2 separate regions of the Homo sapiens genome follow, and region 2 is linked to region 1. The links are chromatin loops, found by intact Hi-C in ENCODE. Cell type or tissue: lower leg skin. All regions are shown on one strand. Links, peaks and the distances in the headings refer to the core of each region. The heading gives the core; the rest is flanking DNA.

The links. A loop is a pair of places that touch in the nucleus more often than their neighbours do. Peaks named below come from ENCODE experiments on the same cell type or tissue, not always from the same donor. Only the 100,000 strongest peaks of a DNase experiment are listed, where the experiment ranks them.
Region 2: a loop joins it to region 1, with 13 times the contacts of the local background. A loop is called at or near these places in 2 of 110 quality-filtered maps.

The regions. Positions count from the first base shown.
Region 1 is chr9:137,347,396-137,356,489 of GRCh38, forward strand. It overlaps EXD3 (exonuclease 3'-5' domain containing 3), which reads right to left. Exons shown (of 22, transcript NM_017820.5): 8 at 8,873-8,973; 9 at 7,305-7,378; 10 at 6,944-6,982; 11 at 5,225-5,391; 12 at 4,671-4,806; 13 at 3,923-4,133; 14 at 3,643-3,752; 15 at 1,974-2,136; 16 at 1,715-1,887; 17 at 676-843. Among named protein-coding and RNA genes, the nearest start is that of NRARP, 50 kb to the left of the region's middle. RefSeq lists enhancers at 3,579-4,088, 4,089-4,597. In lower leg skin, for the core only: no CTCF peak of the experiment used is centred there; DNase peaks (open chromatin) are centred at 2,176, 2,436, 3,526 and 4,722.
Region 2 is chr9:137,281,139-137,290,232 of GRCh38, forward strand. It overlaps TOR4A (torsin family 4 member A), which reads left to right. Exons shown (of 2, transcript NM_017723.3): 2 at 1-1,503. Among named protein-coding and RNA genes, the nearest start is that of TOR4A, 8.0 kb to the left of the region's middle. RefSeq lists silencers at 1-53, 5,632-5,731 and an enhancer at 6,032-6,081. In lower leg skin, for the core only: no CTCF peak of the experiment used is centred there; no DNase peak of the experiment used is centred there.

The sequences.
Region 1 (9,094 bases), core at 341-8,340:
ATCCTTCCTGTGCTTTGAATCTCTCTGTCTTCTGTGTTCCATTCCTGCTTTTTTTCTTTTTTTTTTAAGATGGAGTCTTGCTCTGTCAGCCAGGCTGGAGTGCAGTGGCGTGATCTCAGCTCACTGTAACCTCTGCCTCCGGTGTTTAAGCGATTCTCGTGTCTCAGCCTCCTGAGTAGTTGGGATTACAGGCGCCCGCCACTACGCCTGGCTAATTTTTCTATTTTTGGTACAGACGGGGTTTCACCATATTGGTCAGGCTGGTCTCCAACTCCTGGCCTCAAGTGATCCACCCACCTCGGCCTCCCAAGGTGCTGGGATTATAGGCATGAGCCACTGCGTCCGGCCCCATTTCTGCTTTTAAGGGCTCATGTGATTACACTGGGCCCACCCAAATAAGATAGACTCTCTATTTTAAGTTCAACTGATTAATAGTGTCAATTACATCTGTAAATTCCTTTTGTGGGACAATGAGGGCTGAGGCTGGGACCATCTCAGCCACTTGGCCCCCAACCGCTCCATCCTTGGCCACCCCGTCCTGTTCCCAGAGCCTGCCTGGCACAGCTGGCAGCCATGGATGAGCTGGAGGGAGGAGTTTGATGCTAGGGGTGGGCACACCTGTGCTAGGGGCAGCTGCACCTTGGGAGGACCCCAAGACCCTCCCCGCAAACTCACCTCGGCCGCCCTGCGGTGGTCTTCACCATTGCCCAGCATGCGTGCATCCACACCGAGACAGCGGAGGCTCCGTGCCAGCCCCTGCAGCATGTTGTCACACACCACACGGAAGGCCCTGGCCGGAATCTGAGGGGCAGCGCCCTCAGACACAGCCACAGCCACAGGGACCTGCAGTGAGGCCCTGGTCAGCAGTCCCACGGTCACCCCCCAGCCCCTCACAGCCTCAGAGAGCCAGGGCCCTGAGGCTGTGTGGCCAGCACTCTGTCTCTGTTTTATCTTCAAAAGATAAAACTGTGTGTGCTGTGCATAAAACAGCAGAAACGCAGACAAAATGCAGTGAAACCACCCCTGGGGGGCTCTAGTGCTCATGCTGGGGGGGCTCCACGTGTGTGTCTGGGGTGGCGTGTGTGCCCAGAGAGGGGTGGGGATCACGGGGAGGGGGCTAGATAGAGAGGGGTGGGGATCACAAGGAGGGGGTTAGATAGAGAGGGGTGGGGATCACGAGGAAGGTGCTAGATAGAGAGGGGTGAGGATCACAAGGAGGGGGTTAGACAGAGAGGGGTGGGGATCATGGGGAGGGGGCTAGATAGAGAGGGGTGGGGATCACGGGGAGGGGTTAGATAGAGAGGGGTGGGGATCACAAGGAGGGGGCTAGATAGAGAGGGGTGGGGATCACGGGGAGGGGTTAGATAGAGAGGGGAGGGGGAGGGGGCTAGATAGAGAGGGGTGGGGATCACGGGGAGGGGGCTAGATGCTGCCTTGGGCCATGGGAGGGGCCTGCCAGGCCAAGTATCAGGAGGGGACTGGGGCACTCAGGGGCACGGCTGCCTCCTGAGCAGTGACCCCCCAGGCAAGCGCAGCCCCCGTGACAGTCATGCAGGAGGTTCACCAGGACTTTGCTCCCCTCTCGCTCCAGGAGCTGGGCCCCCTCCACACGCTCTGACCCAGTGGCCTTGTCTCCATGCAGGTCCTTGGTTTATGGACAGGGATCTCCTTCCCCAAGAATGCTGACAAACGGACCCTGCGGGGCTTCACCCACCTGCCTGGGTGCGGCCGGTGCTGACGCTTTCTGCAGGCCGGGTGGCTTCCGTGCCCCTGGTCTCTCTCTGTGCCTGGGCCTCCGGCTCCCAGCCAGGTCCTCCGACAGGTGGAAGCGGGCGGGCTCTCTGCACAGGGCTTGGTGCACCTCCAGCAGGCAGTAGGCGTCGGCAGCTGTGTGGGGAGTCGGCCTCAGCCTCCCGGGACAGAGGGCGGGAGGGGCGTGAGGAGGGGTCACTCCCACCCGCCGCACCGCACACCTGCGTAGATGACCTGCTCCTCGCAGAGCGGCCTCCGGTCCCAGTTGGACAGCTGCTGCGTCTTGTCCAGGGCTGTGCCCAGCACCTGCTGCACCAGGAGGCTCAGGCCCCTCAGCTCCCTGGCCCTGTCCACGGCTGGGGCTGGCACGCTCGCCACCCGCATCTGCTAAGACAGTGCCCTGCAGGGTAACGCGTCTGGCCCTGGCGGCAGCACAGTCACCGTGCCCACTCACACCAGCCCTGCGGGGGCTCTGGAGGAGGCCCCGCCCCCTCCACCAGCGGCCCCCACAGCAGAGACGGGGAGAAGGAGCGGACACATCCGAGGAGAGGCTCCACGTGGGGGTCCCAGGCTGCAGGCACTGCACACCAGGGCCAGCTCCGGGGGCCCTGGTCAGCAGTCCCACGGTAACCCCGCCCAGCCCCTCACAGCCTCAGAGAGCCCGGGCCCTGAGTCTGTGTGGCCAGCTCTCTGTCTCTGTTTTATCTTCAGAAGAGGAGCACTGGGTGTGCCGTGCATAAAACAGCAGAAACGCAGACAAAATGCAGCGAAACCACCCCCGGGGGGCTCTAGTGCTCATGCTAGGGGCGCTCCACGTGTGTGTCTGGGGTGGCGTGTGTGCCCAGAGAGGGGTGGGGATCACGGGGAAGGTGCTAGATAGAGAGGGGTGGGGATCACGGGGAAGGTTCTAGATAGAGAGGGGTGGGGATCACGAGGAGGGGCTAGATAGAGAGGGGTGGGGATCACGGGGAGGGTTCTAGATAGAGAGGGGTGGGGATCACGGGGAAGGTTCTAGATAGAGAGGGATGGGGATCACGGGGAAGGTTCTAGATAGAGAGGGGTGGGGATCACGGGGAAGGTTCTAGATAGAGAGGGATGGGGATCACGGGGAAGGTGCTAGATAGAGAGGGGTGGGGATTACGGGGAGAGAGCTAGATAGAGAGGGGTGGGGATCACGGGGAAGGTTCTAGATAGAGAGGGATGGGGATCACGGGGAAGGTGCTAGATAGAGAGGGGTGGGGATCACGGGGAGGGGTTAGATAGAGAGGGGTGGGGATCACGGGGAAGGTTCTAGATAGAGAGGGGTGGGGATCACGGGGAGGGGGCTAGATAGAGAGGGGTGGGGATCACGGGGAAGGTTCTAGATAGAGAGGGGTGGGGATCACGGGGAAGGTTCTAGATAGAGAGGGGTGGGGATCACGGGGAAGGTGCTAGATAGAGAGGGGTGGGGATCACGGGGAGGGTTCTAGATAGAGAGGGGTGGGGATCACGGGGAGGGTTCTAGATAGAGAGGGGTGGGGATCACAAGGAGGGGGCTAGATAGAGAGGGGTGGGGATCACGGGGAGGGGGCTAGATAGAGCCCCAGGGGCTCCCTCCCGCAGCTCCTCCAAGTGGAACCCAGGGCTCAGGTCTGGGGGAAGGTGCCCTCACACCAGATAACGGCCCCACAGGGGCTCAGGGATGCCTGCACCAGGAGGCCCTGCTCCCTCCCTGGAGATGCCAGATCCAGCTCTGCCAGGCTCTGCTCTGGGGCCCTGGTGACTGAGGCTGTGCTGACAGGAATCCGGCGGGAGAAGCCCAGGGCCGCTGGGAAGGTGTGGAGGGGCCCCAAGCAGCCCTCGAACCCCAGGCCCACCCGGCATCTTGTGAGCGGCTCAGTGGGTGCCCACCTGTCTGTGCACCAGCAGCAGGTCCATGCCGCCCAGAATCTGCTTCTCCACATGGGCCAGGGCGGGGCAGGACGTGCCCAGTTTTTGCAGGTCCCCCACCATCCCGTAGCCTGTGGGCAGGAACCATCGTGGGAGGGGCGCCTGCAGGCAGGGACCGCACTGTCCCCTGACCCCAGGGTGCACCCAGCACCCTCCCCGGGGCACACGGAGGGAAGGGTCAGGCAGGGGTGCGGGCTGCTTTCTTTCTGGACTGGGCAGGGGGCCCCAGGGCTTCACTCACCCAGCTTGGTGATAGAGGGGTCCGAGAGGAGCTGGGCCACCAGCCGGGAAAAGGCCTGGGCTCCCTGCCCTGTTGGTGGCTGCGAGAGTGCCAGGACGTCCAGAAGGAACACGTGGCCCTCCACGGCCACCTGCAGGAGTGACGGCCGAGGCCGGCCCCCAGCAACAAACACAGGTGTCCACTCCACGTCTACACCAACCACTTGGTGGCACTGCGGGCAGAGAGGGGCAGATGTGATCATCAGGGCCAACTTGGCTCTGCAGGGACCACAGCCTGGAGGTCCTGAGCAGCTCTGTGAGCTTGGGCTTCGGGGAGACGCCCCTGCACCCCTGCATGTTTATAGGGCTGGGGCTGTTGGGGGCACTAAGGCCTGTGCTCCAGCTGCCCCCTGCTTTCTGTGGCTGCACCAGAGAGGGAGGCCTGGCTGTTGTGAGCAAGAGCCTGGCCTGGTGCCCACGGCAGTGCCCGTGTCAGGGAGGCACCCCACGTCTCGGGCACCATCTGTAAAATGGGGATTCCACGGCACCTTCCACAGGCTGGCAGCACTGGGTAAATGCCAGCAGCCAGCATCCTGGAGTCTCAGCAGCACAGTGTGGGGAACGGCTGCCCTCACAGCAGCCCTGGGGCACCTGGCGGGCTCATGCCCAGAGGCCTTGCCTCTCTCCGAATGCCATGCCCCTGATGCTCCTCCAGTGCCTGGCAGGGGGATCCCACCACCGGGCGCTGCCCCAGCGGCCGAGGGAACCACCTGCAGGAGTGCACCCTCGTGTCTGGTCAGGTCTTCCCACGAGGCCAGGAGGTGGACGTTCTCCCTGGGGATGGGCAGCTGGTAGTAACGGTCCTTCATGTCCTTCACCTCCAGCCTCGAGTCAGCCTCAGTCGCCCTGGGAGGAGCAGAGCTGGTAGCGCCCCCATGTCCCTGGTCCCCCACCCACTCTGACCTCGGAGCAGGAGGGGAGCATTCAGGGCCTGTTTGGTGGGGGCATCTCAGGTCCTGGCTCCTCCTCCCACACCGGCTCAGTCCAGCCCAGCGTGACCCTTGCTCCTGCCTCTCCTCCCAGTGGCCCTGGTGACTGTCCCCCCAGGGTCCCTCATGGGTCGGGCTGGCCATGGATCTGGCAGCAGAGGAGGAGGGCTGGGCCCTGCTGTCTTGTCTGCTCTGTGTATAGCTGCGCTCTTTGTTTTGTCTTGATTTCTAATTCTCAAGCCACTGGCGTGAAGACTGGTGAGCTGTCGTCCCAAGGGTAGGGGCCACCCTGGGCGGAACCCACCCCTGGCTGGGGTCACCCTGGCGGCGCTCACCTCCCCTGGAGCCTGAACCGGCGGAGTTCCACAGCCACCGCAGCCGGCAGCCGCTCCTCGGGCAGCAAGAGTTCCATGGCACACTGGGCGGCCGTGACTGGGTCACTGTGGGAGACCAGCAGCTGAGACAGCTGCTCCTGAAGCCACGGGCTCTGCCCCACCAGGCCCTGTGAGGAGGGTGGCCGTGAGGATGGAGATGGGGACATTGCTGTGCCACAGGGCCCTGCCCCGAGGGACCCCCGTAGACCCCGACCTTGCAGACTGGCTATGAGCACTCGGGGAGGAGGGGCAGCCGTCCACCTGAGGCCTGCAGCATCTGTCCTGCCTGAGGTCAAGGTTCCACAGGACCAAAGCGGCTGAGATAGAGGTGCTGAGGCAAAGGCTGTCCACCCCAGTGTAGCCCCGGCTGGCCTTCCGGGTCTCCAAGCCTGAGGTGAAGGCTGCCCACCTCAGTTCAGCCCCAGCTGGCCCCTCCTGGCCTCCAAGCCTCCGCTGACCTTCCCGGCCTCCAAGCCTCCACCGGCCCTCCTGGCCTCCAAGCCTCTGCTGACCTTCCTGGCCTCCAAGCCTCCACCAGCCCTCCTGGCCTCCAAGCCTCCACTGACCTTTCCAGCCTCCAAGCCTCCACTGGCCCTCCTGGCCTCCAAGCCTCCACTGACCTTCCCGGCCTCCAAGCCTCTGCCGGCCCTCCTGCTCTCACCAGGCATCTGCCCCCACCCCGGGTCCCAGGAGCCCGGGCATGTTTTCTGGAGCACCTGCCCAGCCTGCCCCATCTCCACGCTCCTCCTCTTGCCAGGGGAGCCCCTCTGCCCCTTCCCCTCCTCCTCATTATGTGGGGTTTGGCTGGCAGGGCTCAGGAGGCTATTGGGCACCCATTCACCCATGGCCCAGGAGCAGACAGAGGGGTGCCCTCTGGGTGGCAATGACCAAGGGGGTCCTGAGAAACCTCATCCTCACCAGGGTGAGCTCTCTCCCACCCCGCAGCCACCGTGGCAGCGCCCAGCCCAGGAGCAGAGGCACCTACAGGCCTGCGGGACCCTCAGCCCCCGCTGGGAAATGCAGGGCCCAGCACAAGCGAGGGTCTCCCTCCCCGCAAGGTCCTGGAGTCCATGGGTCCAGGATGGCCTTGAGTGTCAGGCGGGAAGGGAGGGGACCTGCCCAGCAGGCTGAGCTCCTGCACGACCTCCCACCCCACGGCCTCGAGGAGGGTCCGCCTGCCCCGCTGGCTTCAGGCCCAGCAGCCTGAGGCTGCTTCCCCGGCGTGGGTTCCCACGTGGACGACAATACGTGGAAGCCGCCCGCATTCTTCAGGACGTCCGCTGCCCTTCCGGCCGGCTCTGCGCTGGCACCGGGCTGGGGGGGCCTGGCCTTCCTCCTTCCGGCCTCGCCCAGGCGCCTTGCACCTCTCTGGTGACTCTCAGCCCCCACCCGGCCCCACAGGCAGCTCCGCTGGGTTGGTTCGGGTGGCACGGACGCTGCCGTCTGCCTGGAACGAGGCCCAGTCAGGCTCTACTGATGCCCTCGGCTCCCGCTCAGGCCTCCCGGGCCTGAGGACCCTACACCCGCCTGCCAGCCACACGCCCCAACATGGGGTCTGGGCTCAGCAGCCCCAGCGAAGGCCTCAGCTCTGCGCACTTCCACCAGGAGGCTCCGGGCCTGTGCCCCTAGGACAGCCGCCCAGGCCGCCCTGCCGGCTTACAGGCAAGGGCACGAACTCACCTGCACATGGTCGGTCCAGTTCTCCTGTGACAGGCTCTTCTGCAAAGGCAAACAGGAAGGGGCGGTTGCCAGGCAGCTCCAGAGGCTGTATCGGGGCCTGGTGGGAGTTTTCCTCGACCCCTGGCAGGGTACATCCTTGGCAGAGCCCAGGTGCTCACCCGCCCTGGTGCCACAGCCCAGAGCCAGGGCCCCATGGCCTCCCCTTCACCCAGGCCTGGCCCAGCTCACCCAGCTCTGGGGCAAGAAGCAGCTCCTACTTGATATGTCTGTGCACCCTGCAGTGCGCAGTGAGTATCCCAGGCCAAACTCTGTGGCTCAGGCCGCGGCTGGCTGCCCCCAGGACCCCCTCCTGCTCACGAACCTCCACAAACCGCTTGTGGCACAGGTGCCGCAGGGCCGCCAGGCGCTGCTGAATGGCCGCGTTGGGACACAGCGCTGAAAGGAAAGGCCAGCTCAGCACTGAGGGCTCAGGGCAGCCTCACCACGGCCTCCTTCTGGGGCGGGCTGGAGACGGGCAGAGGGGCTGCGCCTGCCCCTTCACCGTCCTCCACCTCTGCCCCGGAGCCCACCCCCTCCTCACCACCTGGGCCTCTGCTGGGGTCCACCCCACTCAGCCTGGGGGTCCCGCCGGCCCCGGGGTCTCCCTTGCACTTGTGTGGCGGGCCCTTTCGTCTGGCCTCCCTCTGGGGCCTCCCTGTCTTTCCTCAGGGAGTTTCCTTCTTGGCGTTGGCATCTGCGTTTGTGCCCTGCCCTTCTCTCACTGGCACGTGGAACCCTCGTGGACAGAGCCGGCTGCTCACTGTGGGTCCCGTGACTGAAGCCCCATGAGCGGCAGGGACTGAGGCACACGCACGTCCACACCCTCCGTCAGCCTCACCTCCATACTCCACTCCAGAGCCTGAGGGGGCCCCGGGGAGGGCACCACAGTCTGGCTGAGCCCTTTTCCCCCAGGGTGCGGCAGCCAGTGGTGCTAACGGGCTGGCTGGTCCTCAGCGGGGTGCCGACCTTTCAGGGCCCCACCCCCCACGCCCAGAGCGCAGCCACGGGGAGCCGGGCGACCATCTGCCCTGAGGCAGGGAGGAAGGAGGAAGGAGGATGGAGGAAGGGAGGATGGAGGAAGGAGAAAGGAGGAAGGAGGAAGGAGGAAGGAGGATGGAGGAAGGAGGAAGGAGGAAGGAGGAAGGAGGATGGAGGAAGGAGGAAGGAGGAAGGAGGAAGGAGGAAGGGAGGATGGAGGAAGGAGGAAGGAGAAAGGGCGGAAGGAGAAAGGAGGAAGGAGGAAGGGAGGATGGAGGAAGGAGGAAGGAGGAAGGAGGAAGGAGGAAGGAGAAAGGGAGGATGGAGGAAGGAGAAAGGGAGGAAGGAGGAAGGAGGAAGGAGGAAGGAGGAAGGAGGACCTAGAAACACTGCAAAATCCAGATAAAATTCAAACTTCCGGCCAGGTGCCAGCCTGTACCCTCCTGAGATTCAAGGGCCCCATGGAAGGGGCCTCAGTGCATCTTCCCGGCCCTTGCAGGGGGTCCTGGGAGCAAAGGGGACCTGGCTTCCCTTGGTGTCCAACGACACAGGCAGGTGTGGCCATCAGCCTGTCCAGAGGGGCCTGGGAGGAGTGGCTGGAGTCCTGCGGACTTGGACTCAGCACTCACCCTCAGCTCTGCAGCCAGGCAGGAGGCAGGAAGCCCTCCCGGAGCCGCCTAGGTGGGCAGAGGAGCTCATAGACCCGTTGGCTGCTCAGTCGCAGGGCCCAGGCCAGGCCCACCTCACAGCCACTCTGGCACGAGCTGGGCAAGAGGCAGGGAGGGGCTCTCTGGGAAGGTTGGTCTTGGTTGGCACCTGAACAACGGGCAGCCCCAGTCACAGAGGATGTCCCTGGCCACGCTTGGCGGCTCTCCCTGGCCTGTGGGGCAGGAATGTGGGGGCTGGACTCACCTGGGGCTACGCCGTACCGCTCCTGCAGACGCAAGACCTGCCTGCTCAGCGCCTTCGGACTCAGCTTCTCCAGGCTCAAGGAGGTCACCTCAGGGTACCGTCTGTGGGGAGAGAGAGGCACAGCCTCTGTTGCTGTTTTAAGTTAATACATTTTAAGATTTTCATTTTCATCATAGTCATATGCATGCATAGTTTAAACCTCAAGTGAGGTTTATAAGAAAA
Region 2 (9,094 bases), core at 374-8,373, 66 kb before region 1:
CAGTCCCAACCCGGGCCTGCCCGGGAGGAGCGCAGGGGCGGCGATGACCAGTCCCGAAAGGGGCTCAGAGGGCAGCGAGGAGGTTTCACGCCGGTGCGGGGCGCCGTCGAGGTGGGGGCACCGCGAAGGTGGAGGCGGGGCCGCGCCGGAAGCCCCGAGTCGAGCGCACACGGCGGGCGCCCCTGGCAAGTGGGACTCCTCCGGCCCCGAGGCCTGAACTCAGCCCGGAGACCGCGCCCACCAGCGCCGGTGTCCCCGGAGGGGCCCCGCTAGTTCCCTGAGCAGAGGTCCTGCGGCTTCCCGGAGGGTGTCCTGTTCTCTCCCCCGCCTCGCATCCATTCTCGCCCTGGTGGTTGGTGTCTGTGGTCGGGGGCGAGGGCCGTCTAGTGGAGACGGGGATTCAGGCCGCTTGAAAGTCTGGGATCTCTGGGCGGATGGCAGCGGCTCCGCGGAGCTCGAGCTCGGCGCGCAGGTCCTGGGCCCAGGGCGGGAGCGCTAGCGAGAGGGCTGCCCCGTCCTGCCCAGAGGGTCCTGAGGACTCCCGCTGCTCCTGGAGTCTTGGGGAGGGGTCCGGCTCCACGGGGTGGGGGTGGGGGCTACCAGGAAACCTTTGCCTCCTGGGGCTGTGCAGGACCGGCTAGCCAGCGCTGGGAACCAGGGCTGAGTTCAGCCCAGCTCTGTCCACCCCAACCCCAGGGCTAGGGGAAGGAGCTGGGAGAAGGAGCCCCACCTCTCCCAGGCGAGTATCTGTCCCAGGAGCCCACACAGAGGGACACCCAGCTCTGGTCTGGCCTTCGTGTTGGCTTCAAGGTGGTAACAGAGAGAGCTGCAGAGTGGGGGTGTGTTTGCCAGTCCCTGCATGGGTGAATGTTGGGGTGCCCACTGCTCCCCAGGCAGGACCCCCAGGACTGTCAGCTCCCCTTCCCACAGAGCACCCACCTGGAGGTGTCACCTGCCGGCAAGCGTGGGCCATTCATCCACCTGTCAGTCAACAACACCCGCTGAGCATCGGCTTGTATCAAAAGGTCCAGACCTAAGGGGAAATTTTATCTCTTTCTTTCTTTCTTTCTTTTTTTTTTGACACAGAGTTTTGCTCTTGTTGCCCAGGCTGGAGTGCAATGACACGATCTCGGTTCACTGCAACCTCTGCCTCCTGGGTTCAAGCGATTCTCCTGCCTCAGCCTCCCGAGTAGCTGGGATTACAGGCGCCCGCCATCACGCCCGGGTAATTTTTTTGTATTGTTGGTAGAGACGGTGATTCACTATGTTGGCCAGGCTAGTCACGAACTCCTGACCTCGTGATCCGCCCACCTCGGCCTCCCAAAGTGCTGGGATTACAGGTGTGAGCCACCGTGCCCGGCCTCTTTTTATTTATTCCTAAAATATTACCTTGAGGCCAAATTCTGCGCTTAAGGAGAATGTGCACCAAGTGCTGGGGTGGGGGCTGGTAATAAACGAGGCCACAAATCATGCTTGTTAATAAATTGTGTGGTTCAAATCTGACGACCTACTGTTTGGTTTGTTTCTTGTCTGTCTGGTCTGTTAATAATTGAGGAGGATGCTGAAATCTTTCCCTAATTGTAGATTTATGGTAGATTTATCCATTTCTCTCTAAGCTTCTATTTAATAGGACATGCTGATCGAGAGTTTTGTTTTTTGTTTTGTTTTGAGAAACTTCTGAATGGGGAAGTGGTGTGGACCTGGAGGCTGATGGAAGGATTGGGGCTCACATGCAGTCTGCAGCTCAAACATCCGGGCTTTCCAGGAAATCCATAAATAACTAAAGTATTTTCTTTAATTGCCCTGGACAGGTGCTGAGGGCAGATGACCCAGGCTGGACATGCGGGAAGTTGCCAGCTAACCAGATGATCCCAAATGTCATAGCTGCTCTCCCTCATATGTGCAGAAACTGTTTCTGTGCAGTTGTCTCTGAGTTATTCTTTGACATCTGCCATGTGTCATTACGTAGTAACCCTCGTGATCTGTGTGTGCACATCATAATGACTTTTTTTTTTTTTTTTGAGACAAGGTCTCGCTCTGTCACCCAGGCTGGAGTGCAGTGGTGTGATCTCCACTCACTGCAGCCTCCACCTCCTGGGTTCAAGTAATTCTCCTGCCTCAGCCTCCTGAGTAGCTGGAATTACAGACGCCCACCACCACACCCAGCTAATTTTTGTATTTTTAGTAGGGACTCAGTTTCACTATGTTGGCCAGGCTGGTCTCGAACTCCTGACCTCAGGTGATCTACCCATCTCAGCCTCCCAAAATGCTGGCATTACAGTTGTGAGCCAACGTGCCTGGCTTCTCTTTTCTTTTAATAGAGACAGGTTCTCTCTGTCATTCAGGCTGGAATGCAATGGCGTGATTGTGGCTCACTACAGCCTCGACCTCCTGGGCTCAAGCGATTCTCCCACCTCGGCCTTCCAAAGTGCTGGGATTCCAGGCGTGAGCCGCCGCGCCTGGCCATTCTCTGCATTTTTCAAGGTCAGCAACACTGCATCCTTCCGACCACAGCCAGGAAGAGTTTTCTGCTTTTAAAGACCCATGTGACTAGATGTGTCCACCTGGGCCAGGCGCAGTGGCTCACGCCTATAATCCCAGCACTTTGGGAGGCCAAGGCGGGCAGATCACCTGAGGTCAGGAGTTCAAGACCAGCCTGGCCAACATGGTGGAACCCTGTCTCTACTAAAAATACAAAAATCAGTCGGATGTGGTGTCGAGTTCCTGTCATCCCAGCTACTTGGGGGGCTGAGGTAGGAGAATCGCTTGAATCCAGGAGGTGGAGCTTGCAGTGAGCCAAGACCCTGCGACTGCACTCCAGCCTGGACGACAGAGTGAGACTATGTCTCAAAAAAGATAAAATAAATAAGTAAATGTGTCCACCTGGGTAATAACGGATTATCTTCCCATCCAAGGTCCACACTTACCTACATCTGCAAAGTCCCTGAGTCAGTTTTGGTAATTTGTGTCTTTCTTGGAACTTCTAGGAATTTGTCCATTTCATCTAAATTGTCTAATTTTATTGATTTTTTTTTTTTGAGACAGTCTTGCTCTATCGCCCAGGCTGGAGTGCAGTGGCTCGATCTTGGCTCACTGCAACCTCTGCCTCCTGGGTTCAAGGGATTCTCCTGCTGTAGCCTCCCTAGTACCTGGGACTACAGGTGTGTGCCACCATGCCCAGCTAATTTTTTGTTTTGTTTTGTTTTGAGACGGAGTTTCACTCTTGTTGTCTAGGCTGGAGTGCAATGGTGCGATGATCTCGGCTCATTGCAACTTCCACCTCCTGGGTTCAAGCAATTCTCCTGCCTCAGTCTCCCGAGTAGCTGGGATTGCAGGCACGCACCAACATGCTCAGCTAATTTTTGTATTTTTAGTAGAGACAGGGTTATACCATATTGGACAGGCTGGTCTCAAACTCCCCACTTACAGTGATCCTCCAGCCTAGACCTCCCAAAGTGCTGGGATTACAGGCGTGAGCCACCATGCCTGGCCCTAGGCAAACTTTTTGAAATAAAGCTTTTTTTTTTTTTTTTGGTTTGTTTGTTTGAGACAGGGTCTCACTCTGTCACCTAGGCTGGAGGGCAGTGGTGCAATCTCAGCTAGTGGTGCAATCTTGGCTCACTGCAGCCTTAAACTCCCAGGTTCAAGCGATTCTCCTGCCTTGGCCTCCTGAGTAGCTGGGACCAGAGGCGTGTGCCACCATGTCCTGGTAATTTTTGTTTTTTTTTTTTTTTTTGAGACAGAGTCTCGCTCTGTTGCCCAGGCTGGAGTGCAGTGGCGCGATCTCTGCTCACTGCAAGCTCCGCCTCCTGGGTTCATGCCATTCTCCTGCCTCAGCCTCCCAAGTAGCTGGGACTACAGGCGCCCATCACCACGCCTGGCTAGTTTTTTGCATTTTTTTTTTTTGAGATGGAGTCTTGCTCTGTCATCCAGGCTGGAAGTGCAGTGGCGCAATCTTGGCTCACTGCAAGCTCCGCCTCCCGGGTTCTCGCCATTCTGCCTCAGCCTCCTTAGTAGCTGGGATTACAGGCGCCTGCCACCATGACTGGCTAATTTTTTTTTTTGCATTTTTTTAGTAGAGACGGGGTTTCACCATGTTAGCCAGGATGGTCTCGATCTCCTGACCTCATGATCCGCCCTCCTCGGCCTCCCAAAGTGCTGGGATTACAGGCATGAGCCACCGTGTCCGGCCCCACATTGGGTAGTTTCTATTGATCTAGTCTCAAATTGCATGGCGAGCACATACAATTCCAGCTGCCCGGGAGGCTGAGGCAGGAGAATCACTTGAATCCAGGAGGCAGAGGTTGCAGTGAGCCGAGATTGAGCCATTGCACTCCAGCCTGGGAGACAGAGCGAGACTTATCTCAAAAAAAAAAAAAAAAAATCTGTTGCTCAACCTCTTTAGTGGATTTCTCATTTCAGTTTTTGTGCTTTTTAACTCCAAACTTTCCATTTCCATTTGGTTCTTTTTTTTTTTGTCTTTCAATTCTTTATTATATATAAAAAATTGTTTTCCATCTTGAAAGTTTTTTTTTTAAATTTTTTTTGAGAGATGAATCTCAATCTGTTTCCCAGGTTGGAGTGCAGTGGTGCAATCTCAGATCACGGCAACCTCTGCCTCCTGGGTTCAGGCAATTCTCCTGCCTCAGCCTCCTGAGTAGCTGGGATTACAGGCATGTGCCACCACGCCCAGCTAATTTTTGTAGTTTTAGTAGAGACAGGATTTCTCCATGTTGGCCAGGCTGGTCTCAAACTCCTGATCTCAGGTGATCCACCACCTTGGCCTCCCAAAGTGCTGGGATTACAGGTGTGAGCCACTGCACCCGGCCTAATTTTTGTATTTTTTTAGTAGAGACGGGGTTTCACTATATGTTGGCCAGGCTGGTCTCGAACTCCTGAGATCAAGCAATCCTCTTGCCTCGGCCTCTCAAAGTGCTGGGATTACAGGCGTGAGCCACCGCACCTGGCTTCACCTTGAAAGTTTTAAAGCCAATGTATCTTCTCTTTCTGAAGATTTGAAACATTTTGTAGACAGAATGGAAAGCAATGAAAATCTACAAAAATGTTTTGAATACCCAAAAGAAAAAGCATCAGATTTGTTTCTGGCAATACCTGTGGTTGAGATGAAGGAATCCATAGCAGAGGTTTCTTCAGAGCCTCAGGCTTGGGATCAGTTTTTGTTGCACTATCAGGTTGAGTGTCTGCGATTACATGTTCAGAGGATCAACCAAAGTCAGAATTTCTGAAGTTGAAGTGAAACTACAGTATACTTTTTTTTTTCCAGACAGAGTTTCACTCGGTTGCCCAGGCTGGAGTGTAATGGCATGATCATAGCACATTGCTCAAGCACATAGCAACAGGCTCAAGCAATCCTCCTGCCTCAGCCTCCCGAGTAGCTGGGACTACAGGTGCATGTCACCACGCCCAGCTAATTTTGTTCATTTTTTGTACAGATGAGGTTTCACTATGTTGCCCAAGCTAGTCTCAAACTCCTGGGCTCAAGGGATCCTCCTGCTTTGGCTTCTCAAAGTGCTGGGACTACAGGCTTGAGCCACCACACCTGGCCCAGACTGTGTTCTTTTTTTTTTTTTTTTTGAGACGGAGTCTCGCTCTGTCGCCCAGGCTGGAGTGCAGTGGTGCGATCTCGGCTCACTGTAACCGCCTTCTGAGTTCACACTATTCTCCTGTCTCAGCCTTCCAAGTAGCTGAGATTGCAGCATGTGCCACCACACCTGGCTAACTTTGTATTTTTAGTAGAGATGGGGTTTCACCATGTTGGTCAGGCTGGTCTTGAACTCCTGACCTCAGGTGATCCGCCTGCCTTGGCCTCCCAAAGTGCTGAGATTACAGGCGTGAGCCACTGCACCTGACCCAGGAGAAGGTCTTTGACTGTGTGGAGCTGGTGATGGATGAGCTACAAGGAGCAGTCCCTGCCATGGGCCTTCGTGGACTGAGGCCGTCAGAGCCTCCAGCAGGTGTCAGTGCAGCTCAGGGAGAGACACCCACTCAGCACCTCCCAAGAGATGCAGACTCATGTCCAGGACCTCGTGGAGTTTCTGGAGGCTGGAAAGGGAACGGGGATGGAAGGCGCTCCAGCACGTGGCCATTGCCCGGGGGTGTGAGCTGGTGATTTCTGCCCTTCTGCCTCTGAGGATGAGCGTAGAGCGTCGTAGTTTTTCTTATTTTTTTTTTCAAGACGGAGTTTCGCTCTTGTTGCCCAGACTGGAGTGCAGTGGCGTGATCTCGGCTCACTGCAACCTCTGCCTCCCGGGTTCAAGTGATGCTTCTGCTTCAGCCTCCCGAGTAGCTTACCTGGCTAACTTTTGTAGTTTTAGTAGAGACAGGGTTTCATCATGTTGCCCAGGCTGGTCTCCAACTCTTGACCTCAGGTGATCCACCTGTGTCGGCCTCCCAAAGTGCTGGGATTACAGGTGTAAGCCACCGAGCCCAGCCTCTTTTCTTTTTTTAAAATTTTTATTTTTTTGAGACAGGGTCTTACTCTGTCACCCAGGCTAGAGTACAGTGGTAGAGTCATAGCTCACTGCAGCCTTGCACTCCTGGGCTCAAGTGATCCTCCCAGCTCAGCATCCCAAGCAGCTGGGGCCACAGGTGTGCACCACCATGCTTGCTTAATTTTTGTATTTTTTATAGAAATGGGGCTTTGCCACATTGCCCAGGCTGGTCTCGAACTCCTGAGCTCAAATGATCCACCCACCTTGACCTCCCAAAGTGCTGGGATTACAGGTGTGAGCCACGGCGCCCAGCCGCCCATTCCTTTTTAAGGCTGAAATGAGTACTGTGGATCAGGATGCAATGTGACTGGTGTCCTTACAAGAAGAGAATATTTGGGCCAGGCACGGTGGCTCACGCCTGTAATCCCAGCACTTTGGGAGGCCGAGGCGGGCAGATCACGAGGTCAGGAGATCAAGACCAACCTGGCTAACATGGTGAAGCCCCATCTCTACTAAAAATACAAAAAATTAGCCAGGCCTGGTGGCAGGTGCCTGTAGTCCCAGCTACTTGGGAGGCTGAGGCAGGAGAATGGTGTGAATCCGGGAGGCGGAGCTTGCAGTGAGCCGAGATCGCGCCACTGCACTCCAGCCTGGGCGACAGAATGAGATTCACTCTCAAAAAATAAAATAAAATAAAATAATAAAAAAATAGAAAAGGAAAGAAAAAGCGCCTCTGCCCGGCCGCCCCTACTGGGAAGTGAGGAGCCCCTCTGCCCGGCCAGCCGCCCCGTCCGGGAGGGAGGTGGGGGGGTCGGCCCCCCGCCCGGCCAGCCGCCCCGTCCGGGAGGTGAGGGGCGCCTCTGCCCGGCCGCCCCTACTGGGAAGTGAGGAGCCCCTCTGCCCGGCCAGCCGCCCCGTCCGGGAGGGAGGTGGGGGGGGTCAGCCCCCCTGCCCGGCCAGCCGCCCCGTCCGGGAGGTGAGGGGCGCCTCTGCCCGGCCGCCCCTACTGGGAAGTGAGGAGCCCCTCTGCCCGGCCACCACCCCGTCTGGGAGGTGTGCCTAACAGCTCATTGAGAACGGGCCAGGATGACAATGGCGGCTTTGTGGAATGGAAAGGCGGGAAAGGTGGGGAAAAGATTGAGAAATCGGATGGTTGCCGTGTCTGTGTAGAAAGAAGTAGACATGGGAGACTTTTCATTTTGTTCTGCACTAAGAAAAATTCCTCTGCCTTGGGATCCTGTTGATCTGTGACCTTACCCCCAACCCTGTGCTCTCTGAAACATGTGCTGTGTCCACTCAGGGTTAAATGGATTAAGGGCGGTGCAAGATGTGCTTTGTTAAACAGATGCTTGAAGGCAGCATGCTCGTTAAGAGTCATCACCCATCCCTAATCTCAAGTAATCAGGGACACAAACACTGCGGAAGGCCGCAGAGTCCTCTGCCTAGGAAAACCAGAGACCTTTGTTCACTTGTTTATCTGCTGACCTTCCCTCCACTATTGTCCCATGACCCTGCCAAATCCCCCTCTGTGAGAAACACCCAAGAATTATCAATAAAAAAATAAATTAAAAAAAAAAAAAAAGAAAAAAAAAAGAAATTGGAGAGCCAGCAAACCGAGAAGATGGAGACCTGGAGACCTAGTGTCCTGAACCAGTATCTTACATTTTCCATGCTGGCAGGAGGGTTTTCATGGGATGGGGGATGTGGAGAAACTATGTGCAGGGCTTGGGATCAGGAGGGGACCGAGGACCACACACATCTGGGTGCCAGCGAGGGTGGGAGGGACCGAGGACCACACACATCTGGGTGCCAGCGAGGGTCTGAGGAGGCTGTGGCCACTTCTCTGTCCTTGGTCAGGTCACAGTGCTCCTGTAAATCTTTTTTTTTTTTTTTGAGATGGAGTCTCGCTCTGTCGCCCAGGCTGGAGTGCAGTGGTGCAATCTTGGCTCACTGCAACCTCCGCCTCCCAGGTTCACGCCATTTTCCTGCCTCAGCCTCCCAAGTAGCTGGGACTACAGGCGCCTGCCACCATGCCCGGCTAATTTTTTTTTTGTATTTTTTGTAGAGTCAGGGTTTCACCATGTTAGCCGGGATGGTCTCGATCTCCTGACCTCATGATGTGCCCACCTTGGCCTCCCAAAGTGCTGGGATTACAGGCGTGAGCCACCATGCCCGGCCCTTGCTCCTGTAAATCTTTAACAAAACCTAGTTAGTGGGTTTCATTTTTATTTTTTTATTTTTTTTTCAGGGTCTCACTCTGTCACCCAGGCTGGAGTTCAGTGGCGTGACCTCGGCTCACTGCAAGCTCCGCCTCTTGGGTTCAAGCGATTCTCCTGCCTCAGCCTCCCGAATAGCTGGGATTACAGGCATGCGCCACCATACCAGCTAATTGTTGTATTTTTAGTAGAGAGTGTTTCTCCATGTTGGCCAGGCTGGTCTTGAATGCCTGACCTCAGGTGACCCACCCACCTTGGCCTCCCTCAGTACTGGGATTACAGGCGTGAGCCACCGCACCGGTCCCCACATATATATTTTTTGAGACAGGGTCTCTCTCTGTTGCCCAGACTGGAGTGCAGGGGTGCAATCATGGCTCACTGCAGCCTAAACCTCCTGGGCTCAAGCCATCCTACCACCTCAGCCTC